Regions from separate parts of the Homo sapiens genome. Here region 2 is linked to region 1. A link is an interaction called in ENCODE POLR2A ChIA-PET data of the cell type or tissue named here. Cell type or tissue: A673. All regions are shown on one strand. Each heading gives the region's core, and the rest is flanking DNA. Links, peaks and the distances in the headings are about the cores only. Region 1 has its middle 42 kb from the start of PHLPP1. Region 2 overlaps PHLPP1 (PH domain and leucine rich repeat protein phosphatase 1).

Region 1 (8,347 bases), core at 328-8,327:
AATTGGGGATTTTTCCCATTTATTGTAAAGTATTCTTATTTCTCTTGCTATTTATCCTTTGACCCCTTTGTTGTTTAAGAGTATGTTGTTTCTTTTTCATGTACTTGCACTTTTTTTTTCCAGTTTTCCTCCTGTAGTTGATTTCTAACAATGTTCTGTTGTGATCTGAGAAGGTACTTTCTATTATTTCAATCTTTAAAAATTTATTGAGACTGTTTTTTGTGGCCTAACATATGGTCTGTCCTAGAGAAGAATGTATATTCTGCTGTTTTTGATAGGATGGTCTATATATGTCTGTTAGGCCTAATTGTTTATAGTGTTATGCAAGTCCTCTGTTTCCTTATGGATCTTCTGTCTAGATGTTCTATTTATTATTGAAGGTTGGGACATTGAAGTCTTCAACTATTACTGTAGAACTGCCTATTTCTTCCTTGAGTTCTGTCAAGGTATGTAGTACATATTTTGGAGCTCTGTTATTAGGTGGGTATATATTTATAGTTGTTATAGCTTCTTGATGAATTGACCCTTTTATCAATATATAATGACCTTTTTGTGTCTTTTAATCATTTTTGACTTAAAGCCTCTTTTGCTTCATATTAGTATAGATACCCCAGCTCATCTTCAGTTACCATTTGCATAGAATCTCTTTTTACATCCTTTCACTTCCAACCTTATAGAGCTAAAGTGAGTCACTTATAAACAGCATATAGTTGAAACATTTTTAAATTAATAGAATTTATTTTTTTAGAGAAGTTTTAGGTTTATAGAAAAGTTGAGTGGAAAGTACAGAGAGTTTCCATATACCTACTGCTGCCCCTACACACCATTTCTCCTATTGTTACCATCTTACGTTAATGTAGTACACTAGGCTTCCCTCTTTGTGTTGTACATTTTATGAGTTTTAACAATTGTATAATGACATGTATCCACTATTAAAGTATTGCACTGAATAGTTTCACTGGCAGTCTGCCAGTCTGTGTATTTTAACTAGTGAGTTTAATCCATTTATATTTAAAGTTATATTATTTAATATATTTATATTAATATACATAATTATATGTTAAATATATGTTGTACATTAAATTACTGAGTCATTATATTCTACCATTTAGCCATTTATTTTCTAAATGTCTTATCTTTTTTGTTCCTCGTTTTCTTCAGTACTACCTTCTTCTGTGTTTGATTTTTTTCTAGTGGACTATTTTTACTTTATCCATGTTTCCTTTTATGTAATTTTAAAAGTTATTTAAAAATGGTTACCATGGAGATTTCATTTAGCATCCTAAATTTATAACACCATTGCTTGTTTGAAATGATCCAAACTTAGCTTCTATAGCATATAAAATTTATCCTATACAGCTTTGTACCCACCTTATATTGTTATTGTCACAAATTCCATCTTTATACACTATGTGCCTACTGCATAGATTTGTAATTATTGTTTGATGCATTGTATTTTGAATCATAAGAATCAAAAATAGGAAGTATAAACTAGAAATACAATAATACTGGCTTTTATATTTACCTATGTAGCTATCTTTACCAGAGTTCTTTATTTCTTCAGATGACTTCAACTTCAACTCACTGTCTAGTGTCCTTTCATTGCTGCCCAAAGGACTCCCTTTAGCATTTCCTACAGGGTAAGTCTAGGGGCAACAAACTCCCTTAGCTTTTGCTTACCTGGGAATGTTTTAATATCTTCCTTTTTTTTTTTTCTTGAGATGGAGTTTTACTCTGTTGCCTAGGCTGGAGTACAGTGGCACAATCTTGGCTCACTGCGACCTCTGCCTCCTGGGTTCAAGTGATTCTCCTGCCTCAGCCTCCCAAGTAGCTGGGACTACAGGCACATATCACAATGCCTGGCTGATTTTTGCATTTTTTTTAAATAGAGACGGGGTTTCACCATGTTGGCCAGGCTGGTCTTGAACTCCTGACTTCAAGTGATCCACCTGCCTAGGCCTCCCAAAGTGCTGGGATCACTTAGAGTCATGAGCCACCATGCCCAGCCCATATCTTCCTAATTTTTGAAGAACAATTTTGCTTGATATAGAATTCTTACTAGACAGTTTTTTTTTTTTTATTTCAGCACTTGGGTATGTCATTATACTGCTTTCTGGCTGTCATTGTCTCTGATGATTATTACATTAACAGTCTTATTGGGGTATATATTGAATAATCAATGCATTATGAGTCACTTATCTCTTGCCATTTTCAAGATTATCTCTTTGCCTTTGGATGTTGACAGTGTGATTATAAATATGATTGATTATCATAGTGTGGATCTCTTCATGATTATCCTACTTGGAGTTCATTGAACTTCTTGGATGTGTACTTATGTCTTTCATCAAATTGGGACTTTGGGGCCATTCAAATGTCTTTCTAACTCTTTTTCATGTTTGTGTGCTTGATGGTATCTCACAAGTCTCTTAAGCTCTGTTCGTTTTTCATTCTTTTATCTTTATGCTCATCGAACTGGATAATTTCAATTATTTTATCTTCAGGTGCACTGATTCTTTCTTCTGCCTGTTCAAATATACCACTGAATCCCTCTAGTAAATTTTTTTTTAGCTATTGAACTTCCAGCTCCAGTTGTTTAAAATTTGGTTTCTTTTACAATTTACATTTCTTTATTGATAACCTTTACTTGTTCATCTATTGGTTTCCTTTAGGTCTTTGAGCAAATGTAAGGTGGTTGATATTTAAAGTTATATTATTTAATATGTTATATTTATATATTTAAACTCTTTCTCTAGTCATTCCAATGTCTGGCTTCCTCTAGCATGGGTTTTGTCTATTTTTTTTTTCTGTGGATGGGCCATACTTTCCTGTTTCTTTGTATGCCTGTATTTTTTGTTGTTGAAAACTGGACGTTTTGAATATTATACTGTGGTAACTCTAGATAGCATACTTTCTGTTCTCCCCAGGGTTTGCTGTTGTTGATTGTTGAGGACTGCAGTAATCTGTTTGTTTAGTGACTTTTCCAAACTATTTTTGTACAGACCATGTTCTTTGTTTGCGTAGTCACTGAAGTCTGTGTTCTATTATTTCAGTGGTCAGCCAGTGACCTGACAGAGGTTTCCTTGAATGCCTGGAGCCAAAAAGAAAAATAAAAGCAACTCCATTGGTCTTTGCATATTGGCTGGGGTGCTCCCTCAACTGTGCCTTAGCCTTTACCTCCTGCTTGTGTGGAGCCCAAAGAACAGCCAGAGGTGCAAGTGTATGATTTATTCTGAGCCTATATCTGGCTTTGAGCTTGTGTGTTGCACTAGATTCCACAGTATGCAAGGCAGCCCTTCAGAGCATTTATTCCTCCTCCCCACTCCTCCCCCAAGACTATTCCTCCTCACTGTCTCCTTCTTAGGCTTTTGAGTCTGTCTTCTGCTTGCCTGCTCCTGCATCCTTTCCTCCAGGCAGCTATGGATAGTGCATGTCTTTACTTGCTTTCACCATTTCTGTGGCACCACTCCTTCTCCTGCTAGATTTTGCTCTGGCCCTTTATTTCTCTGATTTTCTTCATCATTTCCCTCTCATGAGTATCTTGCTTTAGATGACAAATTATTCTAGCCTCACTCATTTAAAAAGAAAATAATCTCTGCCCAGCTTCTCTCTTCTCCGAAGAGTTGTCTACATTCTCTCTCTCCCCTTCAACTTCCTTTTGCCCCACAAACCCCTGCATTCTTTTTTCTATTAAAAATATGCTCCTTAAAGACAACCAATGACTTCCTAATTGCTCTGTGCCGTGAGTGTTTTTCAGCCAACTTCTTGTATCTTTTGGAGACATTGTTCATTGCTAACTTATCCTTCCTTCCTGAAACATTTGTTCCTTTTGACTTCTGTGACATTTACTGGTTTACATTTCCTGACATTTATGAATCTTTTGATTCTTCCTGACATTTATCATTCTCTCTTTTATGGGCTTATCTTCTTCCACTCACTCCTTAACTCCTTAAACTCCAAGGTCCCCCAAGGCTTAATCCCCCACCCCAGTCTTTGTTACATTTTATCTGGGTGATGTTTTCCACACTCACTCATTGTTTCAACATTATCTCTACATTGACAACTCCCAAATCTGTTACTCTAAAACTTTTATTTTCCTCCTTAAGAAGATAACTCATATATCCTATTTCCTACTAGATGGATAGATAAACATCTCACATGTACCAAAACAGAACCTAAACTATCTCTTCCTCCAGTATTCTCAATCTCCAGTGGAAACACCACCTATCACTAGGTTAGAAATTGGGTTTCATTCTAAACTCCTTCCTGTCCTTCATTATCAACACCCAAGGAATCACTCAGTTCTGCCTGTTTAGCCTCTTGGGTATTTCTCAAGTTAGTCCAGTTTTCTCTATCCTCATTACCAATGTCCCAGTCCAAGTCTATGTCATTCTCTCTTGGACCACTGTGTCAGCATCCTCATCCTCAGCAGTCTGTCTTGCTCAGTGCTATCATCTCCTAATTTCTTCTTCCTTTTTTTTTTTTTTTTAACAGAGTCTTGCTCTGTCGCCCCGGCTGGAGTGCAGTGGCATGATCTTGGCTCACTGCAACCTCCGCCTCTTGGGTTCAAGCGATTCTCATGCCTCAGCCTCCCGAGTAGCTGAGATTACAGGTATACACCACCATGCCCAGCTACTTTGTGGATTTTTTTTTTTAGTAGAGACGGGGTTGCTCCATGTTGCCCAGGCTGGTCTTGAACTCCTGAGCTCAGGCAATCCGCCCGCCTCGGCCTCCCAGAGTGCTAGGATTACAGGCATGAGCCACCATGCCCGGCTCCCTAATTTCTTCCTCAGCTGCTGAAGAGGAAATCCTTCCATGCAAATATAATCATATCCTTCCTGCTTTTAGTTCTTCAGTGGCTGCCCATCTCCTTCAGCTCCTTCATCAATCAGGTCCCTACAAACCTCACTATTGACACCTCCTGCTTCTGACTATGGACTGCAGCCATTCATCTGCATTTGCCAGGCCTTTTCTCACCTCTGTGCCTTCCCTCCCTCTCCCACTCCATAACACCTACTTACATCATCCATGAAGGCTTCCCTGGCTTCATCTTCAAGGTCACTACTCTGAGCTCTGGGAATACACTGGGCCTATTCTAGTGGTTGCATTCGTACACTGTTCTGTGGTGATCTCTTTCCATGTCTTTCCCCTTTACTGGGTTGGAAGCTGCTTGTATAACCATCAGCTATTGCACTCCTGCCACATTGTTGTTTTTTTTTTTTAATTTAAGTTCTAGGGTACGTGGGCACAACGTGCAGTTTTGACACATAGGTACACATGTGCCATGTTGGTTTGCTGCAACCATCAACTCATCATTTACATTAGGTATTTCTCCTAATGCTATCCCTCCCTCAGTCCCTCACCCCGCAACAGGCCCCAGTGTGTGATGTTCCCCGCCCTGTGTCCAAGTGATCTCATTGTTCAGTTCCCACCTATGAGTGAGAACATGCGGTGTTTGGTTTTCTATCCTTGTGATAGTTTGCTCAGAATGATGGTCTCCAGCTTCATCCATGTCCCTGCAAAGGATATAAACTCATCCTTTTTTATGGCTGCATAGTATTCCATGGTATATATGTGCCACATTTTCTTAATCCAGTCTATCATTGATGGACATTTGGGTTGGTTCCAAGTCTTCGCTATTGTGAATAGTGCCGCAATAAACATACGTGTGCATGTGTCTTTATAGTAGCATGATTTATAATCCTTTGGGTATATATCCAGTAATGGGATTGCTGGGTCAAATGGTAATTCTAGTTCTAGATCCTTGAGGAATCACCACACTGCCTTCCACAATGGTTGAACCAATTTACACTCCCACCAACAATGTAAAACAGTTCCTATTTCTCCACATTCTCTCCAGCATCTGTTGTTTCCTGACTTTTTAATGATTGCCATTCTAACTGGCATGAGATGGTATCTCATTGTGGTTTTGATTTGCATTTCTCTGATGACCAGTGATGGTGAGCATTTTTTCACGTGTCTGTTGGCTGCATAGATGTCTTCTTTTGAGAAGTGTCTGTTCATATCCTTTGCCCATTTTTTAATGGGGTTGTTTGTTTTTTTCTTGTAAATTTGTTTGAGTTCTTTGTAGATTCTGGATATTAGCCCTTTGTCAGATGGGTAGATTCCAAATCTTTCTCCTATTCTGTAGGTTGCCTGTTCACTCTGACGGTAGTTTCTTTTGCTGTGCAGAAGCTCTTTAGTTTAATTAGATCCCATTTGTCTATTTTGGCTTTTGTTGCCATTGCTTTTGGTGTTTTAGACATGAAGTCCTTGCCCATGCCTATGTCCCGAATGGTATTGCCTGGGTTTTCTTCTAGGGTTTTTATGGTTTTAGGTTTAACATTTACATCTTTAATCCATCTTGACTTAATTTTTGTATAAAGTGTAAGGAAGGGATCCAGTTTCAGCTTTCTACATATGGCTAGCCAGTTTTCCCAGCCACCATTTATTAAATAGGGAATCCTTTCCCCATTTATTGTTTTTGTCAGGTTTGTCAAAGATCAGATGGTTGTAGATCTGTGGCATTATTTCTGAGGCCTCTGTTCTGTTCCATTGGTCTATATATCTGTTTTGGTACCAGTACCATGCTGTTTTGGTTACTGTAGCCTTGTAGTACCGTTTGAAGTCAGGTAGCATAATGCCTCCAGCTTTGTTCTTTTTACTTAGGCTTGTCTTGGCAATGCAGGCTCTTTTTTTGGTTCCATATGAACTTTAAAGTAGTTTTTTCCAATTCTGTGAAGAAAGTCATTGGTAGCTTGATGGGGATGGCATTGAATCTATGAATTACCTTGGGTAGTATGGCCATTTTCATGATATTGATTCTTCCTATCCATAAGCATGGAATATTCTTCCATTTGTTTGTGTCCTCTTTTATTTCATTGAGCAGTGATTTGTAGTTCTCCTTGAAGAGGTCCTTCACATCCCTTTAAGTTGGATTCCTAGGTGTTTTATTCTTTTGTAGCAATTGTGAATGGGAATTCACTCATGATTTGGCTCTCTGTTTGTCTGTTAATGGCGTATAGGAATGCTTGTGATTTTTGCACATTGATTTCATATCCTGAGACTTTGCTGAAGTTGCTTATCAGCTTAAGGAGATTTTGGGCTGAGACGATGGGGTTTTCTAAATATACAATCATGTCATCAGCAAATAGGGACAATTTGACTTCCTCTTTTCCTAATTGAATACCCTTTATTTCTTTCTCTTGCCTGATTGCCTTGGCCAGAACTTCCAAGACTATGTTGAACAGGAGTGGTGAGAGAGGGCATCCCTGTCTTGTGCCAGTTTTCAAAGGGAATACATCCAGTTTTTGCCCATTCAGTATAATATTGGCTGTGGATTTGTCATAAATAGCTCTTATTATTTTGAGATACGTTCCATCAATACCTAGTTTATGGAGAGTTTTTAGCATGAAGGGCTGTTGAATTTTGTTGAAGGCCTTTTCTGCATCTCCTGCCACATTTTTTATCCTCAGCCAAAGTTAATAGAATGAATGCATGAATAAATGAACAAATGATGTACAGATTTTTTTTTTCCCTTCTTGTGGGAAAGAGTTGGCAAAAGAGAAATTAGGAGGAGTAACTGGAAACAATCATGAGAAATCTTTCAAATAGAAAACATTACACTGCTGGTTAATCTGGTTTTTTAAAGTCATCATATTTAAAGCAATTTTTAGAGTAGCATTTGAACTTTATGGAATTCTGAATTGGGAGAGATTATAAGAGCTCATCTGTCTCAACCTCTAGTTTCTGAAGAACAATAATTAAAATGAAAAAAAAATGCTCATTTTAAAAGATGCCCTTTAAAAGTAGTTTCATGTATCCTGAACCATCCCCAGACAATGAGCCTTACAAAATCTCGACCTGCTGAACTAAAACTGTTCAACCGAATACTAAAATAAGCTCAAAGGAAAAGAATGGAGAGATTTGGTGTGGAGAAGAGGTGGTGTTGCCTAGTAACCTATGGACAGCGCCTGCAATAGGTTTGCTCTTGCCTGACATCCCAGATAGCCATGAGAAGGAACCTTAGTTTTCAAGTTACTGATACCTCCTTCTCTCTCTGTCTGTTTAAAGAGCACTACCCTTACACACACTGGTGAAAGTCATTAAGTACTAGTCTTTCTGTTTCTAGCCAGTGATTATCGATCTATAGAGTATGTAAGAATCACCTGGAGGCTTGTTAAACCATAGATTACTTTGTCCAGCCCCAGAGTTTCCAATTCACATGTCTGGGTCGGGGTCTAAGAATTTGCATTGCCCACAAGTGCTTCCCAGGTGATGCTGGTGATTCTGGTCTGGGGACCACATTTTGAGAACCACTGTTCCATGCTGTCCCTGAGAATGGCCATGA
Region 2 (8,347 bases), core at 106-8,105, 150 kb after region 1:
AACTATTTAAGTATTTTAATAGTAGAGACAGGGTCTTGCTCTGTTGCCCAGGCTAGAGTGCAGTGGTGTGACTTTGACTCACTTCAGCCTCACCTTCCTGGGCTCAGATGATCCTGCAACCTCAGCCTCCAGAGTAGCTGGGACTACAGGTGCACGCCACCACACCCAGCTAATTTTTGTACTTTTTTGTAGAGATGGACGTCTCACTGTGTTTCCCAGGCTGGTCTGAAATTCCTGGATGCAAGCAATCCTCCTGCCTTGGCCTCCCAAAGTGCTGGAATTGTAGGTGTGAGCCACCATGCCTGGCTCTGTGGAACTCAACTAACACAGAAATGATACAAATGATAGACTTAGTTGCCAAGGACATTTAAGCAGCTATTTTAGTTATGTTCCATATATTCATGAAAATAAAAGAAAGCATTTGCATATTAAGGAGAGACATGGAAGATAAATACATACGTATGTGAATGCATATGTGTATATGTAGGTAAATACACACACATACATACACAAATTGAATTTATAGAGATGAAAAATACACTGGATGGGATTAACAATAGCTCAAACACTACAGAAGAAAGGATTAGTGAACTTGAAGATACAGTAATTGATTACCAACGATGAAACATACAGAATTAAAAAAAAAACCCATAATGAACTGTGGGATAACTTCAAGTGTTTGTAATTGGAGTCCCTGGAGAGGCCTTATGAGGTCAGAAAAAAAATTTAAAATAATGGCTGAAAAAATATCAAATTTGACCATAAATCTAAGTTCCACAAACCTTGAGCACATGAAACATGAAGTATGCTAAGAAGCATAATTAAATTGCTTAAAACCAGTGATAAAAAGAAAAAAATCTTTAAAAAAGCACTGACAGAATGCAGAACATGCTAGGACTTAAGAATGGCAACAGACTTTTTTTTTTTTTTTTTTTTTTGAGACGGAATCTTATTGTGTCACCAGGCTGGAGTGTAGTGGCGAGATCTCGGCTCACTGCAACCTCCGCCTCCCAGGTTCAAGCGATTCTCCTGCCTCAGCCTCCCGAGTAGCTGGGACTACAGGTGTGCACCACCACGCCCAGCTAATTTTTGTATGTTTAGCCGAGACAGGGTTTCACCATATTGGCTAGGATGGTCTTGATCTCTTGACCTCCTGCCTTGGCCTTCCAAAGTGCTGGGATTACAGGTGTGAGCCACCATGCCCGGGCCAAACTTCTTGACAGAAACATTGAACACTAGAAGTCAGTGGAAGAGATCATTCTGAAAGAAAAAAGCTTTGACCTAGAATTCTGTACACAGTGAAAATATTTTTGGGCCAGCCGCAGTGGCTCACGCCTGTAATCTCAGCACTTTGGGAAGCCAAGGCAGGTGGATCACCTGAAGTCAGGAGACCAAGACCAACCTGGTCAACATGGCGAAACCCCGTCTCTACTAAAAAATATAAAAATTACTCTGGTGGCGGATGCCTGTAGTCCCAGCTACTTGGGAGGCTGAGGCAGGGAGAATTGCTTGAACCAGGGAGGCAGAGGTTACAGTGAGCCAAGATTGCGTCACTGCACTCCAGCCTGGGTGACACAGCAAGACTCCATCTCAAAAAGAAAATATTTTTGAAAAAACAAAGGAAAAGGAAGACTTTCTCAAATTTACAAAAGCTGAAAGACTATCAACAGCAGACCTGTGTCGTAAGAAATGTCAAGCCATTGAGGTCAAAGGAAAAAGATAACAGGTGGAAATCTGGATCTACATAAAGGAATGAAGAACAATGGAAATAATAAATATAAAAGACTTATTTTAAAAATTCTCTTCCAAGGTAATGTGCTGTTTTAGTAAAGATAACAATAGTATATTGTGGGTGGGCAAGGGGGAGGTTATAACCACTGGACTGCCAGAAAATGGTTAACAACCTCCTCTTTGCCTTGATGGTACCGTTTGCCAATTTCCATGCTGTAAATACAGCCACAGTGGTGGTTTTCAAGCTACCAACATGATGTCACTAAATGCAGAGCTGGGAATAGATACACAGTAATATACCATTATATAGTATTTCCAACATTAATGTACAATAGATGTATGTGTTAGACAAAGTAAAATGTAGTAAAATAATTAGGATGTAATGAGTTTTGAGTATTTATTACTGAAAGTTCAACAACCAACTTGTGAACCAGTATAAACCAACTCATGCATACCACTGTCAGTAACATGTAAGGAAACAAACAAATGGCAACAGTAGCACAAAGACTGGGAGAAGGGAAATGGCAGTGTATTATTCTAAGGTTCTTAAATTGTACATGAAGTGATACAATATTATATTGGTAATGGAAATGGAAGTATATTGTTGTAGTGTACTACTTATGGTGTTCATGAAGTGGTATAATATTACTTGAAGGTAGATTGTGTGTTCAAAATGTATATAATGAACCATAAAGCAACCATTAAGAAGAAAGCAGGAGGGAATGAATTGTTAATATGCCAACCAAGGGGATAAAATGGAATCAGTTAATACAAAACAAGGCATAAAATGAGTAAAAACAAAGAACAGATGGGATAAGTAGGAAACAAAGAATAATATGGTCAATTTCAATTCAAACACATCTATATTTACATTATCAGCAGTCACATTAATGTAAAAGGAGTAAATGTTTCAGTTAAAAGACAGATTATCAGATTTAAAAAAAGAGGTAACTGCTGCCTACAAGAAACCTATTTTATTTTATTATTATTTATTTAGAGACAGAATTTTACTCTTGTTGCACAGGCTGGAGTGCAATGGTGCAATCTGGGCTCACTGCAACCTCTGCCTCCTGGGTTCAAGCGATTCTCCTGCCTCAGCCTCCCGAGTAGCTGGGATTACAGGCGCCTGCCACCACACCTAGCAAATTTCTGTATTTTTAGTAGAGAAGGGGTTTCACCATGTTGGCCGCCAGGCTTTTTTCGAACTCCTGACCTCAGGTGATCCACCCACCTTGGCCTCCCAAGTGCTGGGATTACAGGTGTGAACCTCTGTGCCTGGCCAAGAAACCCATTTTAAATATAAAGACCATATAGGTTCAAAGTAAAAAGATGAAAAAATATAAATGTTGGTAACACTGATTGTAAGAAAAATAGAGTGGCTATATTTGTATTGACAAAGTAGATTTTAGAGAAAACAGTATAATCAGTGATAAAGAAGGTCATTTTATAATGATAAAGCAATCCATACATCAAGAAGATATAACAATCCTAAATGTTTATGCACCTAAATAGAACTTCAGTATAAATAAATCAAAAGCTGGTAGAACTGCAAGCAGAAATAGACAGATCCACAATTATAGCAAAACATTTCAATGTCTTTCTCTCAATCTTTGAAAAAATGTGTAGACAAAATTATTAAAAATATAGAAGACTTGACTAGCACTCTTAGCCAACTGGACCTCAGTTTATAGAATAATGCACTCTGCAATAGCAAAATACACATTCTTTTCAAGTACATATGGAACATTGATATGGTTAGGCTTTGTGTCCCCACCCAAATTTCATCTTGAATTGTAATCCCCATAATACCCACATGTCAAAGGAGAGATCAGATGGAGGTAATTGAATCATGGGGGCAGTTTCCCCGATGCCATTCTCATGATGGTGAGTGAGTTCTCATGAGACCTGATGGTTTTATAAGGGGCTCATCCCCCTTCGCTCAGCACTTCTCCTTCCTGCCACCTTGTGAAGAAGGTGCTTTGCTTCCCCTTCTACCATGATTGTGAGTTTCCTTAGTCCTCCCCTGCTATGCTGAACTGTTAGTCAATTAAAGCCCTTTCCTTAATAAATTACCCAGTCTCAGGCAGTTTTTTATAGCAGTATGAAAACTAATACAAACATTAACCAAGATAGACTGTATTTTACACTATAAAACAAGTATAGTAAGTTTATTTTGTTTTTAATTCAGCACTGTAAGACAAGGCGAGAACAAAATATTTTAAAAATTAATTCCTACAAAGAACATTCTCTGACCACAATGGGATTAAACCAGAGACCAATAAAAGAAAGATAGCTGGAAAATCTTCAAATACGTGTCAATTAAATTACATACTTCCAAAATAGCTATGTGTGATAGAAGAAATAAAAAGGAAATTAGAAAGTACTATGAACGGATGAAAAGTTAAAACACAATATACCAGAATTTATGGGATGCAGTTAAGCAGTGTTTAGAAAGAAGAGAATCTCAAAATTAGTAAAAGATGGACCTAGTGCGTTGGCTCACGCCTGTAATCCCAACACTGGGAGGCTGAGGTGGGCAGAGCACTTGAGTGCAAGAGTCTGAGACCAGCCTGGGCAACATGGTGAAACTCTGTCTTTAAAAAAGAAAAAATATATGTTAGTAAAAGAAGCAATAAGCAATAACAATGAAAAAAATAAATGAAACAAAAATAACAGAAAATCAGTGAGCCTGAGGAACATGGCGAAACCCTGTCTCTACAAAAAGTACAAAAGTCAGCTGGGCATAATGGCATATGCCTGTAGTCCCAGCTACTTGGGAGGCTGGGCTGGGAGAATCACTTCAGCCTGGGAGGCAGAGGTTGCAGTGAGCCGAGATCGCATCAGTATACTGCAGCCTGGGTGACAGAGTGAGACCCTTTATCCAAAAAAAAAAAAAAAAAAAAAAGAAAAGAAAAAAGAAAAAGAAGATCAGTGAATATAAAACCTTTAAGAAGCTTAATAAAATTGGTAGTTCTCTAACCAAACTGATCAAGAAAAGATAGAAGACTCAAGTTACCAATATCAGGAATGAAAGAGGTGACATCATTACAGATTCTATAGATATTAAAAGGATAATAAGAATGTATGTTCTTTTTTTTTTTTTGAGACAGAGTCTTGCTCTGTCTCCTGGGCTGGAGTGCAGTGGTGCTGTTTCGGCTCACTGCAACTTCTGCCTCCCATGTTCAAGCAATTCTCCCACCTCCTACTCAAGCCTCTTGAGTAGCTGGGATTACAGGCGCATGCCACTATGCCCATCTCTACAAAAAAAAATTTTTTTTAATTAGCCGAGCATGCTGGTATGTAGCTGTAGTCCTAGCCACTCAGGAGGCTGAGGCAGAAAGATCACCTGAGCCCAGGAGTTTGATGTTACACAGAGCCATGATTGTGGTACTGCACAGTGTGGGCTATGGACCAGGACCCTGTTTCTTAAAGCAAAATATTATCAATTAAATTCATCATAATCATCTTAGTTGGTGGCAGAAACAGCATTTGAGGAACTCCAATATCCCTTTCTGATTTAGAAAAAAAAGATAACTTGGCAAGTTAGGAATAAAAGGAAACTTCCTCAGTTCAATATAGAGGATCTGTAGAAAATAGTGTTTTTTTTTTTTTTGTTTTTGTTTTTTTTTTTTTGAGACAGAGTCTCGCTCTGTGGTCCAGGCTGGAGTGCAGTGGCATGATCTTGGCTCACTGCAAGCTCTGCCTCCCGGGTTCATGCCATTCTCCTGCCTCAGCATCCTGAGTAGCTGGGACTGCAGACACCCGCCACCACGCCCAGCTATTTTTTTTTTGTAGTTTTAGTAGAGACGGGGTTTCACCGTGTTAGCCAGGATGGTCTCGATCTCCTAACCTCATGATCCGCCCGCCTCGGACTCCCACAGTACTGGGATTACAGGCGTGAGCCACTGCGCCTGGCCGCCAATAGTGTTTTAAATGGCACAAATTTGAATGCCTCCCCCTTAAGATCAGGAAAAAGGAAAGGATGTCTGCTTTCACCACTTCTGTTCAAGGTTGTAGCAGTGAGATAAGCAAAATAAATAAAAGGCATCCAGATTGTAACTGTGCTTTTTTACAGAGCAGGATTTATACCAACTGGTTTCACAAATAATTTTAAAGATTCACTACTCAAGATAGTATGAAGGTAGACAAATAGAGTAATGGAAGGACTAATCAATAAATTGACCTATATAACTATTGGCAACTCAGTTTTATTGCAGGTACCAAGGCAATTCAGTAGGAATTTCACCAGTGGTCTTAGAACAATTGATGTAGCCTTTTGCCAAAAATAAAAACAAACATAAAAGAAGACCCAGACCAAATCTCAGCCTTATTTCTTGATTTTGTTAATAGAAATTTTTGCTTGAAATTGATCATAGACTTAAATGTAAGAATTAGAACTATAAAATTTCTAGAAGAAAACATGGGAGAAAATTTTACTGGCCTTCAGTTTGTCAAAGATTTTTTAAGTACAACACAAAAACCACTAACTATAAAAGACGAATCAAATAATTAGGCTTTATTAAAATGGAAACTTTTGCTTTCTGAAAATACTCTCAAGAAAATAAAAAAGTAAGCCAGACTGGGAGAAAATATTTGCAAGTCATATATTTGACAGAAGTCTGGGCACAGCGACTCAGGCTTATAATCCTAACACGTGGGGGCCGAGGTGGAAGCATTGTTTGAGTGCAGGAATTCGAGACCAGCTTGGGCAACATAGCGACCCTGTCTCTACAAAAAATAGAAAAAAACTAGCCGGGCATGGTGGCGGGCACCTGTAGTCCCAGCTATTCAGGAGGCTTGAGGAGGGAGGATCATTTGACCCCAGAAGGTTGAGACTGTAGCAAGCTGTGATGGTGCCACTGCACTCCAGCCTGGGCAACAGCAAGACTGTCTCAAATATATATATCTATATATATCTACATATATTATATATCTACATAAATATATATATCTACATATATATGTAGATATATATAGATATCTGACAGAGGATTTATGTTAAGAATATGTAAAGGACTTAACCCAATTAAAATTGAACACAGGATTTGAATAGTTACTTTGGCAAAGAAGATATGCGGATCACAAACTTGCGAGAAGATGATTAGTCATTAGGGGAATGCAACTTAAAACCATAAGGAGATACCACTACATATGCACTAGAATGGCTAAAAGTGTTGACTGGGGGCCAGGCGCGGTGGCTTATTCCTGTAATTCCAGCACTTCGGGAGGCCGAGGTAGGTGGACCATCTGAGGTGGGCAGTTAGAGACCAGCCTGGCCAACATGGTGAAACCCCATCTCTACTAAAAATACAAAAATTAGCCAGGCGTGGTGGCGGTTGCCTGTAATCCCAACTACTTGGGAGGCTGAGGCAGGAGAATTGCTTGAACCTGGGAGGTGGAGGTTGCAGTGAGCCGAGATCATGGCATTGCACTCCAGCTGGGCAACAAGAGCGAAACTCCGTCTCAAAAAAAAAAAAAAAAATGTTGACAGGGATGTGGAGCATCGGGAACTCTCTGCACTGGTGCTGGGGATGTAAAATGGTACAAACCAGCCATTCCAATCCTAGGTATTTACCCGAGAGGAATCAAAACATTTGTCTATACCAAGACTTGTACACCAGTGTTCTCCATCAAAATAGAAAAAAAAAAAGACTGTAAAGAATTCAAGTGTCCATTAGCAGATCAATGGTTAAACTGTGGTATATTCATACAATGTAATACTACTCAGCAACAAAAAATAATGAACTCTTGCAACAACATGGATGAAAGTGACAGAAACCAGATCAGCAGTTGCCTGAGCGCGGGAGGAACTCTGGAGGGATATAGGGGGAGGGAGAAATCACAATGGGACATGAGGAAACGGCAGTGATCAATATACTTATTTTCTGGTGATGGTTTCATGTGTGTAGATACATCATATCTTATTTTATACTTTATGTAGTTTACTGTATGTCTTTTATACATTAATAAATCTGTAAAAAAAAGTGGAAGATTTTTAAAAGGTGGACGTTTCTATCATAGAAAGCATTTTGCAAAAACAATTCATGGCACTAGAAAAATACTTCACAAAACAGTGACTTTTTGGCTCTGAAAAAAATGACAAGGTCTTACTGTGAAAATAAATGTTTAAACCATTCAGGATGTAAAACAACCCCAACAAAGGCACACAAAGTATATTGCTTCAGTTTTCTTAAAGTTTTACTTATAATGGACCACCCCCACCCCCCATTTTTTTTAACAGTGGTCAAATGAGCCAATATATATACTTTTTTTTTTTTGAGACAGACTCTTGCTCTGTCACCTAGGCTGGAGTGCAGTGGCACAATCTCAGCTCAGTGCAACCTCTGCCTCCCGGGTTCAAGTGATTGTCCTCCCTCAGTCTCCCGGGTTCAAGTGATTGTCCTCCCTCAGTCTCCCGAGTAGCTAGGACTATGGGCGCCTGCCACCACGCCTGAATAATTTTTGTATTTTTAGTAGAGACGGGGTTTCGCCATCTTGGCCAGGCTGGTCTCGAGCTCCTGACCTCAAGTAATCCACCCACTTCAGCCTCCCAAAGTGCTAGGATTACAGGCATGAGCCACTGTGTCCAGCCCAATATGTACTTTCTCAAATAATG

The links. Peaks named below come from ENCODE experiments on the same cell type or tissue, not always from the same donor. Only the 100,000 strongest peaks of a DNase experiment are listed, where the experiment ranks them.
Region 2: POLR2A ChIA-PET joins it to region 1 with 17 read pairs; 2 of 35 experiments call an interaction of 5 or more read pairs at or near these places.

What each region holds. Positions count from the first base shown.
Region 1 is chr18:62,669,772-62,678,118 of GRCh38, forward strand. No RefSeq gene overlaps it. Among named protein-coding and RNA genes, the nearest start is that of PHLPP1, 42 kb to the right of the region's middle. In A673, for the core only: no CTCF peak of the experiment used is centred there; a DNase peak (open chromatin) is centred at 3,840; H3K27ac peaks cover 904 bases.
Region 2 is chr18:62,816,936-62,825,282 of GRCh38, forward strand. All of the region lies in intron 1 of PHLPP1 (PH domain and leucine rich repeat protein phosphatase 1), which reads left to right. Among named protein-coding and RNA genes, the nearest start is that of PHLPP1, 110 kb to the left of the region's middle. In A673, for the core only: no CTCF peak of the experiment used is centred there; no DNase peak of the experiment used is centred there.